Linked DNA regions of Mus musculus: region 2 is linked to region 1. A link is a loop called in an ENCODE intact Hi-C map of the cell type or tissue named here. Cell type or tissue: heart. All regions are shown on one strand. Links, peaks and the distances in the headings refer to the core of each region. The heading gives the core; the rest is flanking DNA.

Region 1 (8,369 bases), core at 71-8,070:
CCCTCTTCCAGTATTGGTTCTGGCTCCAGTTATTCAGGTATTTACATTCTGAAATTCTGCTAGATTGGACACATCCTATTGTGACCTGGGCTTAAAAGCAGTGAGGCTGACACACACCTCTCTGTCAGCAGTGAGGCACTCTAAGGAATTCCTTTCTTGGCCACAGTGTGTTAGTCCTCAGAAGGGCTAGATTCTCCAATGGAGTCTGCCACTGCAGCCAGGGGCGCCCCTCCCAGGCCTCTGCCTGTGTAGGAGAGTTGACTGCCAGCCACTAGCTGTGCCCTCTGGGTCCTCATACTCTGCTTATGCAAGTCACACCTGCCATCTCCCATGAGGCTGGTGTCCATTTGAGGTAGATAACCATAACCTGAAATCTAGGGTGGGGCCACCAGGATTAAGGTGGAGTAATGTTAAGAATAATGTTACTTGAGAAACATGGTCCAGATTTTCTTAGACCAGTGCCAGAGTCTCAAAGTTCCTTCTCCACCTTTCCCTCCCTTCTTCTCCCAACTTCAATCCTGTGTGTCGGCTGAAAGTCTCTGTGCTCTTAACTCTCGGCAAACTTGTTCCCTAGTGAAGCTACATTCAGTCTTGTCCTAGAACCTCTTTTTGGGATAGCCTGCAGCATTCAGTCTTGTCCTAGAACCTCTTTTTGGGATAGCCTGCAGCATTCAGTCTTGTCCTAGAACCTCTTTTTGGGATAGCCTGCAGCATTCAGTCTTGTCCTAGAACCTCTTTTGGGATAGCCTGCAGCATTCAGTCTTGTCCTAGATCCTCTTTTGGGATAGCCTGCAGCATTCAGCCTCAACTCATAATGGACAAAACTTGCGAGCAAAATTCACCCTCCTCTGCTCATCTGCAAGTTGATCTACCATCAGTTCACTCCTTCTCAACCACAGGCTGTCAGATGTTTGTCTTTGCTGTGGCTATTCGTGAACTACACTCCTATGTTTGCACATAACTGCCATGTGTCCAATGCTGGACATAAAGGTTCACGGTTTAAAGGTCCCACGGGTAGCCCTGAAGCCCTCACAACCACAGTAGAGGTGGTCAGTATATCAATTTTACCTCACCTGTGATGTCACTTCCTGGTAGCTGAGCCAGGTATGCTCCGTCTATTTAATATTTCCTAGTGCCTGCAGGACAGTGCAGAAAGCGTGACGCCTGTCAAATGAGGCTGATCATATCACACGGCATCAGTCATCCTAGAGCACACCCAAGTGAAAACTTATGCATTGTCAACCCAGTTTCAGTCACAAAGAGGCCCCTTCTCACATTGGAAGGGAAGCGAACCGACCCTCAGTCAGCTGAGCCCGGCTTTAGAGAGGGGAGACTGGGTAGCGGCTGCTGCCATTAAATTACACCCCACTTCCTTCGTCTCCTGTGGCTGGGTTAGTGTATTCAGACCTCCATCATCCTCTGTGGACACTGTAATCCAGGAGCATCTGGGGATAGAGTAACTTTCCCAAACCCACCAGACTTTAGTCCCATTCCCTTTACTGGGGATTGAACTAGGGTCAGAGGATCTAATAGACTCATGGTAGGCTCTGTGGTTTCTCCATGTGGAGTCTAGTATCTCACTAAAAGATCCCTTTGTATCTGGAGAGCCTGGGCAGGAGAAATGGCTCTGTCAGTAAAGTTCTTGTGTTACAAGCATGCAGACCTGAGTTCGGATCCCCAGTTCCCAGGTAAAAAGTCAGGGATGAGAGCAGGCGTCTGCAATCCTAGCACTGGAGATGAAGAGAGAAGACACTCCTTGGAGCTCATTGACTAACCAGCATAAAGGAATTAATGAGCTCCAGATGCGGTAAGAGGTGGTGTCTCAAAAGAGGAGGCAGTCCAATTGCAGAAGACACCAGACGTGGCCCTCATACTCCACTAATACACACATGTCCATGGGTACCCTTGTGTACACATGACCACACATGAATATGTTAATACACGTACACCACACACACAAGCCTTCAGTAGTTCCCGGGAGCCTTGGAGAGACAGCTTGAGCTGTTATGTCTCATACGTCATGGCTCTGGAAGGCTGACTCCAGCCAGCTCAGCGCTGCTGCTTCCCCCTTACCCACCCTAACACATGCATGGTGCACAGGCCCACACCCAATGTATATCCCTTTGCTCTGGCTTCTCTCCAATGCTGAAAAGCCATGGACTTGGCTCTCACCTTTATGACTTAGCTGGTTTCCTTCACCCATCTAAAGCACCTTGCCTGCCACCTTGCTATCTGTCAAAGCCAACTTTGTTTCCGAGGACAGGGTGGCCTTCCTTATGAGCCCTGGCTCAGCTACCATGAAATGATGTCATAGGAGAGGTAAAATTGATACTACTGACCACCCTCTGTTGTAGTTATGAGGGCTCCAAAGAAGACCTCTGTCACTCCACTCTGCATTTGAATTGCTGTGTCTGTCACACAGGAAGTGGTGCAGGGGAAAAGGATGGACCACAGTGCCCATGGTGCTTGTCTCTGGTTAGGGGATTTACTGGAATCAAGTCTACCTTTTTTCCACTTGGCTGCATTTTCTGTATATATTTTAAATAAGTCTCAACTTTTTAAATGATGAGGGAAAAAATAAGATTATTTCAAAGAGGACATGAGCCTGTCTTATAGCAGCACATTTGCCACTTGTCTTCCTGTCTTTGCCACCCCAGACCCAAGACTGGAACACGGGCGCAGGTATTCATCGAGATCATTTACCCATCTGCTAAGAGCTAATTCTAGTCCTTCAGCTTCCAGCTCTGCTACTTTATTATACATGGGAGGTGGAGAGAGAGAGAGAGGGAGAGAGAGAGGGAGGGAGAGGGAGAGAGAGAGGGGGAGAGAGAGAGAGAGAGAGAGAGAGAGAGAGAGAGATGTAGAGTGTATCCCTAGATCCTTTCCCCCTGTATCACCTGTTTCTCAGGTCCGGGTACCAGACCCCAGACCAGTTCCATGGATCTGCCCCTCCTGCCCCAGGATAAGTGTCTGTCATAGATCTGGAATGATCACATCCATGCCCCCACTCCAACTCTGACTCTGAAACCACCCACCAGGATAAGATTACTGAGCTGTGAGAAGGTTTGTGCATCCACATTGGAGAGCCTGGAGAAGGTCAGGTCATTACACCAGGGCAAGCACAAGAGAGGGCAGCTCAGATACAACCTTACCTCTACATCACCACATCACCTCCTCTTCCTCCCTCCCTCCTCCCTTTCTCCTCTTTTTCTTCTTCCTGTTCGTTCCCTTTCTTCTTCCTCTATTCTTCTCTGCCTCTCTCCCCATGTCCTCTCCCCCTTCCTTCTCTTCCCTTCCTCCTCTCTCTCCTCCTCCTCTCTCCTCCTCCTCCTCTTCCTCTTTTGTCTTCATTTTTAGATTACCCTCTGGAGTTCCTATCTGAAATCCAAGCTAATTTCACCATAACTACCAGATCATTATGCTTGAGAGGTACTGGACTTCCCAGAGAGTTGAGCCAGCTCTGTAGCCTTTACTGAAACATCAGTGGCTGGAAGCTATTTCCTGAGTCTCTAAACATCTTCCCCTGGCAAAGCCCTAGTAAAACATTATGAATCCCTGGCATCCCAGAGATCAGGATCTGCCCACATCCTTTACTGTTCAAAACTAGGGAATCTACCTCCTTCACTATCAAGACAGCCCAAGACAGACTCTATAACATGGGCACAGTGAGGATGGGGCAGAGGAGAATGGAGCAGGTAGACCAGGATTTCTTTGTCTCTGTGAGTTCTACCAGCTCATGACACCACCTAATGGCCCCAAGAATCAGAACACCGAGTATCCACAAGTGCAGCTCCATCAAGCTCTGGCATCCAAAGGGAAGAGACCTCAGTCCACTCCCAGCACGAGCAGTACTTTGTGTCCCATCTGGCAGCTCTAGCTTGTACAAAGCCAGTCGTGACATCAGCTGACTCCCAGGACTATAGAGTGAACAGGGAGTTGAAGAGTGTTTCCTCTAATAGCAGAGAGCTGGGCGGGGGGGGGGGGGTGGTGGAAGAAGAGACAGGGAGAGAGGGAGAGAGGGAGGGAGGGAGGGAGGGAGGGAGGGAGGGAGGGAGGGAGGGGAAGGATTTCAGGGGAAGAATATGGAGTGACCATACTTTATTTAGAACTGAGTTGTAATTCCTGTGTTGAAGTTTTGAAGTTCTAAACTCTGGGACCCCAGAATGGGGCTGTATTTAGAGACAAGGTCTTTAAAGAGATGACTGTTAAAAATGAAGCCATTGGGGTAGCTCTAAATTCAGTATGATGGGTGTTTTCATGAGGGAATACATAGACAGAGATACACACTCATAGACATACAGAGGGAGGGAGGGAGGGAGGGAGGGAGGGAAGGAGGGAGAGAGAGGGAGAGAGAGAGAGAGAGAGAGAGAGAGAGAGAGAGAGAGAGAGAGAGAGAAGCAACCACCCCTTCTGACACCCTATTGGGCTCCTCAAGGGTGGTGAGCCGATGGAACAAGTTTGCATTGTTTAACAGCTCCTAGCCACACAACCTGTTTGGTGGCACTGTTACAGCATCCAAGCTGATAAAACCCCGATGTTCCCTGTCACAGCCTCAGGGTACCTCATGCCTTTATCCTGATTTTAGTGATACATTTCTAAAGCACAGGCCTTCCTCTACAGATATGGAGTTGCTACAACACAGTAACATTATTTTACAAATGTATAAGGGCAGAGATGAAAAACATGCTCTACTAAAAGACTTGATCCAAAAATTAATTTGCTTCTTTTCATTTTAAGAGAAATAAAACCATTATGTTTTGGTGGGTGCCAAGAGTATCGGGCCACAGGCATGTGTCCACTGTGCCTAAGGGAGTCCCTAGAAGCACCTACTGCCGGACCTATGCCAATCCATACCCTTGGCATCACAGGACCTCGGGAGTTAAAAGTACAGTTGTCCTCAGGTGAAATTGCCGAGCCCGGTGTGGGTGGCCAGCATTGGCCTTTGACCACAGCTGAGCAAATAAAACCCAGGCTACCTCCGAGGTTGTACTCAGCTCTTGCCTGCCTCCTGCTTCCTTGCCAGGGGCCCAGAATTTGAAAAGCATGCTGTCTGTGGCTGCCCGACTGCATGGCAGACACACAGGGCAGGCCCCCTTTTCCTGGGTCACACCAGGCAAAGCCAACTGGGAGAATAAAGAGCTGACTTTGTGGGCTGTATCTCCCCTTGCCTGGCCTGACCCCCTCCATTGGCCCACGACTCTCCAGGGATTCTAGAACATTCCGAGGGAAAAGACCTCATCTGTGGTAAGATACAGGACAGCCAGTCAGTAGCTTAACTGGTTTTCCTGGATAGAGAGAATAAACAAGGGCTAGCATGGTCTGATTAAGACAGGGGCCTTGGCCTTCTTCATCCCTACACAAGCCTGGCTCAAGTACATTGCAAACACCAAAGAACCCCAAAGGATGCCATTTGGAAATCATGTGTTGAGTGGTCTCTGAGCTCCAGTTTGGGAGGGATGACCATGGTCTTGCATAAATGGCTGGTCATGCAGTAAAAACAAACAAACAAAAACAAAAACACAACCCAGTGGGGTCGGGGATCCTCAGGCGGGGCTAAGAAAGAACAAGGCAGATGGGAAGCTTCCCAGAGGGCTCCTCAGTGGAAAAAGCAGGTCCTGTTCCAGGAGCCATGGAAAGGCAGTGGTGGTCATCCCAGGAACAAAATACAGTTACCACGGACAGACTCATCAAAACGTCTCAGTCACAGCACAGCCATCATGGCCACAGCTGTCATACGCACAGTGCTTGCAGATGCAGCTCCACTGCGCACCACTACAGGCATATACACCAGCATAGTCATGGGCAGAACGTGTCGTGCATACTCCATGTTACACAAAACATGCCACACGCTGTGTCCGGCCTGTGAGGCATCTCTGCTGAATCCATTAGCAGGCCAGCAAGCAAGGCCCTCCCCTCCATGGGAGCTCTGAGGCAAGCTAATCCCCACATACCTAGGATGTTAAATCATTGCTTCTGCTGTGGGCTGCCCAGGTACATCTGGCTCCGTTTAGTCTCCCCCACTGAGCAGAAACACATGTGGGCTCTGTGCTGAGGTGGGAGTCTGTGTGCACAGGCTTCTGCAGGCCGGTGGGGGCTGGGGGCCGCTGAGACGGGATGTAAGGCAGCTTTTCAGAAGTGTGGTTTTTGGCACACGTGTGTTCTGTGAGATATAATTGGGTTCTATGGAAAAAAAAAAAGGTTTCCTCAGAGAAGGGAATTTGGCAAACTGCACCGATCCAGGGTGAGCCAAGAATCATGGGCTTCCTCAGAGACTCTGAATAAAAAGAATTGTTTCCTAAATGTACATTGTTGGATTACCCGGAAGGAGACTGGTGAGTAGTGGTCAACAGGAAACCCAGATTTCCAGGGCTTGAAAGTTCTGGAAAGGTATCAGCTCCCACAGTAGGAAGTCCAGAGATGGGTACTTCCAGGACTCAGTGTTCAAGCATGTCACTGAAGCCAGCTACCTTACATTTTTCCCCCTCTGTAGTCTGAATTGTTTCCTCGCCGGAGTCAAAATGGCAGCTGCAGTTCTGGGTGCCGTCACAGTCTCCGGAGCTGCCAGCACCAGAACTTCTGTAGCTTGAGGGAGACATTTCTCAGCGATCCAACCAGAGACCTCTCTCCATATTTTATTAGCCATACTGCTGCCTAAAGCAGTTTGTGGAAGGGGGCTCACGGGGCTAGAACTCAGGACTGAAGCGACACTAACTACTTGCTCAAGGGACTTCACGCTATCCATCTTCCATCTTACTAGAGACCTTTGAGGATGCCCCAACTTTGAGAGATTCTTCTCTGGCCGCTCTAATTGCTGTTTAGTTTTCTGTCAACTTGGCACAAGCTAGGTCAGTTGGGAAGAGGTAACCTTAGTGGAGAGAATGTCTGCATCAGATTGGCCTGTCGGCAACCCCATGGAGCATTTTCTTGATTAGTGGCTGATGTGGGAGGACCCAGCCCACTGTGGGCAGTGCAACCCCTGGGCAGACGGCCCTGGGTTGATAAGAAGACAGACTGAGCAAGAGTGGAAGATAAGAAATAACTCAAGTTATCCTCTGACCTCTACACACCAGCCATGCATGAACATGCACATGCGTGTGTGCATGCGTGCGTGCATGTACACACACACACCACCAACAGCAGTAGCAGCAACAGCAACAACAATAACAAACAAAAATAAAATACAAAAAAAGCATAAATAGATGTGCCACTTGCTTGTCTATAATTTAAAGGGAATGTAATTTAAATTCCTGTTTTCTTACAGTCTGTGTACATTGCTTTTTCAGTTGTCTCACAAGTTACTGAGGCACAAATGTTCCCTAAGTGATTTGGGTCTAGCTCTGAGAAGTGTTGGGGCACTGCAAAAGAAAATAATGTTGGTCATGGTGGTGTCTACCCAGCATTCTAATATTTTAGAGGGAGAAGCTGGGGAATTAGGAGTTTAAAGCTAGCCTTGGCTACATAGTGAGAACTTCTGAGGGTACAGCTCAGTATGAGTGCTTGGTCAGCATGTACGAGGCTCTCCTTTCAACCCCGAGCTCTGCAAATAACTATGATGATGATGAGGAGGAGGAGAAGGACATGACGATGACGGTGACGGTGATGGTGGTCCTGATGATGGTGGTGGTAGTCCTGATGATGGTGGTGGTAGTGGTGGTGAAAGAGAGAAACATAGTTCTGGCAATAAGGTTGGGAACGTCTACTGTAGAGAGGTCATGATTTATAAGAACTTGGATTGACAGAGAGATGAAGCTGGGACTGGTGGCTGACTCGCTTGAAGCCCATGAATGGTGTACATCGGAATAGGCTTTTATTAAGAAATGAGTAATGGGAAGGGAGGCCCTGGGTCCTGTGAAGGCTTGATGCCTCAATGTAGGGGAATGTTAGGGTGGTGAGGCGGGAGTGGGTGGGTGGGTGAGGGAGCACCCTCATAGAAACGGGGTGGATAGGGGCGGAGAGGAAACCAGGAAGGGGGATAACATTTTAAATGGAAATAAATAAAATAACCAATAAAAACTAAAAAAAAAAGTCCTAAAGGAAAAAGAAAAGAAAAGAAAAGAAAAGAAAAGAAAAGGAAAGGAAAGGAAAGGAAAGGAAAGGAAAGGAAAGAAAAGAAAAGAAAAGAAAAGAAAAGAAAAGAAAAGAAAAGAAAAGAAAGGAGCAAAAGGCATCGGGAGGACAACCATGTCACCTTCTCCGCCAGGACCTGGTGTTCATCAGGATAATCTTTCAGCAGTGTTTCTTACCCAAGTAAGAAATTCTGTTTCCCTCCCTCCCTCCCTCCCTCCCTCCCTCCCTCCCTCCCTCCCTCCCTCCCTCCCTCCCTCCTTTCCTTTCTTGATTTTGTTCTGGAACATTTCTTTTTATTATTA
Region 2 (8,369 bases), core at 334-8,333, 400 kb after region 1:
TCTTAACTGACAATGTGCCAACCTAGAATCATCTGGAAAGAGAGTCTTAGGACATATCTGTGAGGATAATCTTGATTGTTAATTAATGTAGGAAGACCCAGCCCACTGTAGGTGGCACCATTCCCTAGACAGGGGATCCTGAATAGTATGAAAGGAGAAAACTAGATAAGAGCCAACCAGCAATTGAACATGTACATATTCATTTCTCTCTGCTCTTGATTGTGGATGTGATATAACTAGTAGTCTCCAGCTCCTGCTGCTGTGACTTTCCAAAGTAATGGATTGGAACCTAGAATTATGAGCTAAAATAAACTTTCTCCTCTAAAGCTGTTTTTGTTAGGGTATTTTTCATAGCAACAGAAATGACAATAGAACAACATATATTCATAAATAAGCACATGAAAAGACCGTCAAACCATTAGTTGGGTTGTTTTTGCTTATTTATTTGTTTGTTTTTGAGATAAGGTCTCTCTGTGAAGCTCTGGATGTCCTGGAACTTGCTACATACAACAGGCTGTCCTTAAACTCACAGTTAAATACTTGCCTATACCTCCAGAGTTCTGCAATTAAAGTTGTGTGCTCCCATGCCTTGTAAAATCAGTTATTATGAAATGTAAATGAAAACTATAATGAAGGCTGGAGCTTTAGTTCTAGTTTACAATATAGACCTATGTATAGAAGAAATTAGACTCTGGTTTTGATCCACAGAGTACACATAGCCACACAAAAAGACACTCGTAAACCAAGTATGGTGGCAGACACCTGTGATCCAGCACTAGAAAGGTTAAGGCAGAAAGATCTCAAGTCCAATGCCAGTAAGATTACTGGCTACTGTAAGGATTTGAATGAGAGTGGCCCCATGAACTCACATGTTTAAATGCCTGCTTCCCCAATTAGTGGAACTGTTCGGGAAGGAAGAAGGGGTGTGGCCTTGGAGTAGGTGTGTCATTGGGAGTAGGCTTTGAGGTTTCAAAAGCCCACAGCAGGTTCATTGTCTCTTTCTGCCTGCTGCCTGTGGATAGGGATTTAAAGCTTTCAGTACCATTACTGTCTGTTTCCCCACCATAAACATGGACTAATGCTTAAAACTGTAAGCAAACTCTAATGAAATGCTTTCTTTTATAAGAGTTGCCTGAGTCATGGTGTCTCTTCACAGCAATAGGACAGTTAACTATGTAGTGAGTTCAAAACCAACTTGAATCATACAATGAGATCTTATTTCAAACAAACAAATGAACAAACAAACAAACAAACAAAACAGGGCTGGTAATGTAGCTCACTTGGTAGAGTGCTTGCCTAGCATACATGAAGCCCAAGGTTTGCTCTCCAGCACATAAAACAAGATGATGGTGGGCTATAATCTCAGCACTTGGGAAGTAGAGGCAAGAGGGTTGGTAGTTCAAGGTTGTCTTCAGCTACATATCCAGTTAGAGGCTAGCCTGGATAACAAAAATGCCAAAACCATAATTAACTTATCCCTTCACACTCTGGCAGCTAAAATCAATACTACGGATAACTAACAAGTGTTGGAGAAGATGTAGAGAAACTGGAGCATAAAGCTTGCTCGTGTTCTGGCGTGATTTTTCTCGCACCAATCCCAGAGAAGCCCCCAGCGCTGTTTTTCAGTTCTTCGCTAAATACTTGTCAGTTTTCTAATAAAGGGTTTAATAAAAACCCCTTGTGTTCCAGAGGCCTTTGGTCAAAAAGACCCTAAAACAAGCATCCATTGTTTTCCTTCTGCCACAGCAAAGACTGGCACTGGTCCCTAAGCCATTCTCCTTTGATGGTTTAGGCTAGAGCTGATCTATGTGCAGAAGGTATGACTTCTCCCAGATGTGCTGGGGCTGGGGGAGATGGGGCCTTCAGCTAGTCATCCACAGCCAAGTTCTCCTCAGACCTCTTATGCTGAGCATCTGTCCCTTGTCTAACTCTTAGCCCACTTGTGATTTGCACAGGCCATACCACAGCACCCATATGAGATAATGAAGGAGGGAAACCATTGCTGACACTAGAGAACTGCTGCATCCACCAAGCCTTTGCCCATGAGTGCTATGTGTGCTGCCTACTCAAGGCTGTTTATACCGAGTCAAAGTTACTAGCAGCCAAGACCTCCAGTCTACTGAATCTATGGCATAGGAAGTACCAAGGTTGTGATGTCAAGCCTCACCCTCCCAGGGGCCGCCTCTGTGCTAATGATAGACTGTGTGGGAAGACACAGGACAAGGAGGTAGAGAGAATGGAAAAGGTACCACGGAGCTTCATGAACTCAGTGGCTGGGGTGTAGCTCAGATAAAGCATTCTCTCTTCCTGCTTGCTCCATCCCAGCACCACAAGCAAGTATGTATTGAGGGGATGTCTATGTGTGTGGCGAAGGGGGGGATGTCAATGTTTGTGTATGTATTAATGCACCTGAGCGTCTTCAAATGACACATGCTGTCAGGAGGGGCATGAGCTATGGGTAAAGCAGCCTGAAGCCCAGTCCCCTCCTTACCATTAACAAATTGAGAGACCTCAGCAAGTCACTGATACGCTCCACACTTCTGTGGAGGTACTAGATGAGCCAAAAGAGGCCCTCTGGCCGGGCATGGTGGTGCACGCCTTTAATCCCAGCCCTCGGGAGGCAGAGGCAGGCAGATTTCTGAGTTCGAGGCCAGCCTGGTCTACAGAGTGAGTTTCAGGACAGCCAGAGCTACAGAGAAACCCTGTCTCGAAAAACCAAAAAACAAAACAAAAACAAAAAACAACAACAACAACAAAAGAGGCCCTCTGCTTCTCTGGGAAATCAGGTAGTTATCTGGCTTAACCTGTACCCTCTACTGTGGAGAGTTATGACTCAGTGGTCTTGCTGGTGGGGTGGGCAGTTTCTAACCAAATGCTGTGTATCATCAGACACGGTGGGAGTCAGCAGAAGGCTGGAATCTCCCTTGGTATTGGATACTTCTATAGGCTCATATTGGCCAATGCCAGAGGCTCAATGCCTAACTCGGCATTCAACTTCTTCAGTGCGCAGCCACTATAGACATAAGATACCAGTCCTTTGTATTAAGGAGGGAAATGCTGAAGTCACTGTGAGACAATGTATTTTCTGAAGAAACACGTGCAGCCAAGAGGAGACCATGATGTAAATCTTTCCTTCTTCCAAACACACAGAATAGAAATCTATATAGAGGCAAATCCTGGGTGTCTAAGGACCTGAAAAAAAAAAATCCAATTTGGTAGGTTCCACCTTACTGCCTTGCAAGTCCCTGGAAAGGCTTACTGAAACGTACACCAGAGATGGATGTCATGTCACAGCCCCTGCAGTGTCCTTGCACCACATGCCTTTCAGAGTCTGAGCTGGGCTCTTCCCCGGCCCCCTGGGGCAGGACTTGTATGTTGTTATCTGCATGTGTGTATTTACACTTATTTTTAAAAGCAGAGGATCTATAAGCCTGACGCTTCTTCTGTAGGAGGGGAGGATAGACCAGGAGACAGAAAGGGGGGTTGTCGGCTTCCTCCTTTCTTCCCTAGGGCAGGATTTTTAGACATGGAGAGAAAGAGGGGCTGAGAGCCACCTAATGAAAGCTACTCCCTTCAATCTCCTGGGAAACTGGGGCCCAGAGGTGAAGGAAAACTGCCCCAAACCACAAAATGAAGACTCGAAATTGGCTCCTGTTCCCATCTAAACAAGACAACACTATGACACGGAAGCACGTTGAACGCTGAGCCATAATCGGCTACTGGGGTTCTAGTGCTCTGCCCTCCAAAGGAACTGTAAGCTGCCTGGCTGGGCAGCTACAAAAGGGGAATGTTGTTTGCAGAGGATCTTCAGAGACCTTGCCCCACGGATGGGTAGGCATCGCCATGCACATGTGAACAGCAGCAAGCCCTCCAGGTTCAGTTTCACCACGAGGGCTGAATCCTGTAAACAAGATTACCACCCCGGCAGACCTTCCCGGAAGAAGAAAGGCTGACCCCTCAGCTAATCTGGCAGCAGGCTTTCTTCAGGCTTCCCGAGAGCAGCAGCAGCAGCCGCCGGGACAACAAAGCCGGCGATTCCAAGCCTGAATCCACAGTGCCCCCTCGTGGAAGACAGCCGCAGGGACCACTTTTATTCCACCAAGGAAGGTTCAGTATTATGGCTATCAAAAGCATCCATTGCTGGCCCCCACAGTTGTCTCCTCCCCCAATACCCTTAACTTTACTCCGCGCCAAATGTACCTGCCAGGCTTGCTAAAACCCAGGTAACTGGGCTCCACTCTCACTTTCCAGTAGTTGACTGAGTACGGTCCGGAAATTTGCAGATCTAATAAGTTAGCAATTGGTGCTGTGGCTAGAGTGAATACCCATGACCTTCCTTAGCTACTCTGGCTCATTAGGCTGACTATTTAGCTCCCTGTAAACCTCAACATCTTCATCTGCAAAATGGGCTTATTTGTGCCTCCCTCCTAGACTCAGATCCCAGTATAATCTCAATAAATCTGTTCATGTGTTTATCACATGTATATATTTACACGTGCATGCACATATGGAGGCCAGAAGTAGACCTCAGATCTCCTCTCATCATTTAGGCTTAGGCTGGAAAGCGTCCCAGAAATCTGCCTGTGGCTTTCCTGGCACTAGGGTTACGGGTATCCGCTTCAGCCCAGCTCTTCTGTAGGCGATAGGGATTTAAACTCAAGTCCTCACAAGTGCAAGAACTTTATCCACTAAGCATCTCCCTAGTTTTGTGCCCGGAATGTTTATTAGCAGTAGTTGTAGTATTATCATTCATCCACAAGCTTCTCTTGGACAAGACCTGTCACATCGAGAGACATCGGCAGAAAAGACCTTTGTGAACTTTGAGTCCAAGCCTCAAAGCTGTTAAATTTTCAGATGAATGAATGCTCCCACTCCGAGCTACAAAGTGAACACAGGTGAACAGCTGAGTATTTTTAACAAAGCCTCACTACTCAACCCTGCTCTTGTACCTGCTATAGAGGGAGGGGTGGGAGCCCTCTGTTCCCCAACAGCTCCTGCTGCTGGACGCTGAGGAGCAGGAACCGGGCCGGGCCGTTTCCCAGTACACTGCTCAAATACCCGCTCATCAGCCCTCTCCAGCTGTAATCTTCCCATCGTGCCTGATGAGCAGTCAAACGGCTCAAGTATTCTGTGTGGAAAAACTCAGCGTGTGACAAGGACACTCCACTTACTGTTCAATCTCTAATTCTCCACATTTCTTTTACTCAACCAAAATAATGAATGAGAAAAGTCCTCAGCCTGGCACACGGGGTCTTCCTGGGGTTGTTCCCTGCTGACCTTTGGGGGGGGGGGGGGGCGGCTTGCTCCATCAGGTCTTATCCTCCCACTCCCAGCCTGAAGACTATGGGAGACAGGGCCTCAGGTCTGGCATAGGAGGAAAGTCTGGAGAACGGAGGAACAGCTGTGTAGTGCTTTGGGACTCAAGAATTTGTGCTGTCCACATTGATAACCCAGAGTCAGCCAGCTATCTTTGCTGGTCTGAGGTCTGTTCAGAATGGGATTTCTCCTGTAAAAACAGCAGGAGTTAAGGGCAACTGTCTGAAGCCACCTAAACAAATTCAGGATTTCCATCTTTCCCCTGCCCCACCACAGAACGGCCACTCCCTCACGCACCTGCTTAATCATTTTTCATGGCCTTGAATGTGACTCTGCTCTTGAATTTGAGCCAGATCACATCACTTAACCCCATGACCTCCGGAAACCTTCCAGGATCCACGGCCTTACACCAAGTTTGGCTGTGGACTGCCACAATGTCCCAACCTGCTAGCTACTCCAGGAGCCAGACCACAAGATCCTCTATTGGCTTCTTTCCTCCCCAGGTGCCAGATCAGGGACTGGCAGGGCACAGTTAACTTGGTAAATGGGTAATGTGGTTGGCTAGGCTACCTATATTCAGTATCCCTATGGCAGATGGCACCTCACTGACCAATGTCATGCCCAAAAGAAAGCAGCTTGGTGACTGAACATACAGTACTACCTTGGAGTCACAAAACTGCGTCCTAATCCCACCCTCACATGGTACCTCCCCAACCTAAACTACTGGTTGTCAGACCTCACCAGCATCCTTCCAGGTAAATTGTAGACCACTGTGCCCATAATGTACCACTTATAACCCACCTGCCTCAGCTCCAGGAGTTTGGTATAAGTCTTCTTGGACCAAATTAAAATTCTACTTTGGCAAGGAAGGAAAGCAATGAAAGACAACTGAAAGCTACACACACAGGATACTGGGGCAATCTAAAAGCAGCCCCCAACACCACAACGGAGACACTACACTTGCAGAACCATCTCCAGCCTTTCTTCCCACCCTTGATGGTTTCTACATGGAAGGAAGCTCACACACCACACATCAAGTAGGCACAAGGTCTGGAGTTTTGAGCCTTGTGCTCTCGTTCTCATTAATTTCCAGCTAGTGCTAGGCTGGAGGGGCGGTGCATGGGCCTTTTCTGTAGTAAGATCACTTAGTAAGTCACCCTCATGTCAATTGTAATGAGACACGATCAACTTAGATCAACTTTGCATTCTTATAAAGGCTTGCCCAAAGCAGAGCGCGTTATCATAGTTATCAGGGCTGTGCTACAGCTCCCAACACTCCCAAGCTCAGTAGCACAATTGCACACAAACTAGTTCCCCTCAGCCTCACAGTTCTGCCATCCTGAGCCTCAAAATAACTTGATTCAGAATGTCTGAACAGGTACCCTTCAAAGCCCTCGATCTGACATGAACCCAAACATCCAGAGGAATTCAAAGTAGCAGAGGGGACAGACTGATGAGAGTGCTAACTGGCTAGGCAGAGGCTGGTTGCCCACTCAGGCTGCCTACAACCATCACATAGGAAGGTGGACCACAGTGGCTTCAGCTATTTCAAAAATACCCTCTATCAAGGAACACTTACAGGTAGGTAGCCAGTGTGACTTGTTTCTCTGGAGAGCCTGGCCCATGCCTGGAGCTCAGGAAGCATGCCTGTACAACTGTCCCTGCCCACACCAGCCACAGAAAAGGCCCATGCACTTCCTTGCCCCAGCTAGTTATCATCTTTGACACCTGACTTTTAAGAAAACTGGTTTGTCTGGGCACAGGCCTTTAAATCTTACCACTCAGGAGGTAAATCTCTATGCTGCACTCCTTTCAACAGACCAGCTATGTAACTTCCTGCCAACAGCAGTCTCTCCTGTACCCACAGGTTGCTCCTCTGCTCCCATACTCTAACTAAGCAACCGACTCCTGCTCCAGGCTTCCTTGACTTTTTCCAGACAGGGTTCTGTGTAGCCCTAGGTATCCTGGAACCAGACTAGCCTGAGACCTGCTTTGACTCCTGTGCTAGCCTCTGCTGTTTAGTTACCTCATCCTACTCCATATAACCCTAGCCTTCAGCCCGTGACCCATTCTACTCATTTGATTCCAGCAAGGGAACTGATTCCCTAAAACAGCTTTACACCCAAGTCTGCAGCTACAATAGTCACATCTTTGCTCCCCACGTTGATGCCCCATTTTACAATGCTGTCCAAATCTCACTTGTCCATTGCTTCAAGATGTCTCATTACAATTGACATAAGGGTGGGAGGGGCTCAGTGATTAAGAGCACCCCCACGGCACCTCACAACCATTTCTAACTCCAGTCCAGAGGATCCAACACTCAGACACACATGAAACCAAAACACCAATGCACATAAAATATCTACCTGCCTGAAACTAGAACTACAAATGATAGCCAGCCACAAGGCACTGAAAACTTGAAACCAGGCCATCTTCAAAAGCAAACAAACCACTTCTCTCTCCAGTCCCAAGATGTCCCTAGTTTTCCATTCAATGTTTATTGCATTTACAAGTCTGATTACCACATGGACCCATACAAATTGATAAAATACAGCCTTTATAGAGAAAAACTCACCTAAGATCCACATAGGCTAAGCTTCACTCTCAGCACAAAAGCAAATTTAGCCCAACCGAATATCTGACTTGATCAACTCAGTTCAGGCTCTTGACTCTGATCCCTCCCAATATCAGGCAAAGCAAAGTATCTGTTGCTGGACTGGTGACTATGGGCCACTGCCAGAACACTTGCTGCCAAGCCTGGAGTCCTAGCCCAAGACAGACTCAATTTCCACTGGGATAAGATCTGGTAAGCTGTCTCAGGCAGATTTAGCTTCAACTAAGGCCAAAAGCCAGATGTGGGGAACAAGGGAGACTCACCTCTAACCTCTGTACTGAGGAAGGCAGATCTCTGTTCAGGCCAGCCTAGTCTACATGAGTTCCAGACCAGCTAGAGCTAGAGATCATCAAGCAGAGGGAGGAGAGGAAGGCCTGGCTTCTAAGAACAAAGTTGAAGGGGCTAGGGAGATGGCTCAGCAGGTAAGAGCCCTGACTGT

Evidence for each region. Hi-C counts contacts between places; a loop is a spot of excess contacts. Peaks named below come from ENCODE experiments on the same cell type or tissue, not always from the same donor. Only the 100,000 strongest peaks of a DNase experiment are listed, where the experiment ranks them.
Region 2: a loop joins it to region 1, with 2.5 times the contacts of the local background. A loop is called at or near these places in 3 of 42 quality-filtered maps.

Annotation. Positions count from the first base shown.
Region 1 is chr14:24,898,519-24,906,887 of GRCm38, reverse strand. No RefSeq gene overlaps it. Among named protein-coding and RNA genes, the nearest start is that of Gm41110, 12 kb to the right of the region's middle. In heart, for the core only: a CTCF peak has its summit at 3,754; DNase peaks (open chromatin) are centred at 3,847 and 6,127; H3K27ac peaks cover 3,871 bases.
Region 2 is chr14:24,496,384-24,504,752 of GRCm38, reverse strand. Rps24 (ribosomal protein S24) reads right to left here. Exons shown (of 6, transcript NM_011297.3): 6 at 7,793-8,369. Among named protein-coding and RNA genes, the nearest start is that of Rps24, 9.9 kb to the right of the region's middle. In heart, for the core only: a CTCF peak has its summit at 4,067 (motif pointing left); DNase peaks (open chromatin) are centred at 4,012 and 5,752; H3K4me3 peaks cover 434 bases; H3K27ac peaks cover 789 bases.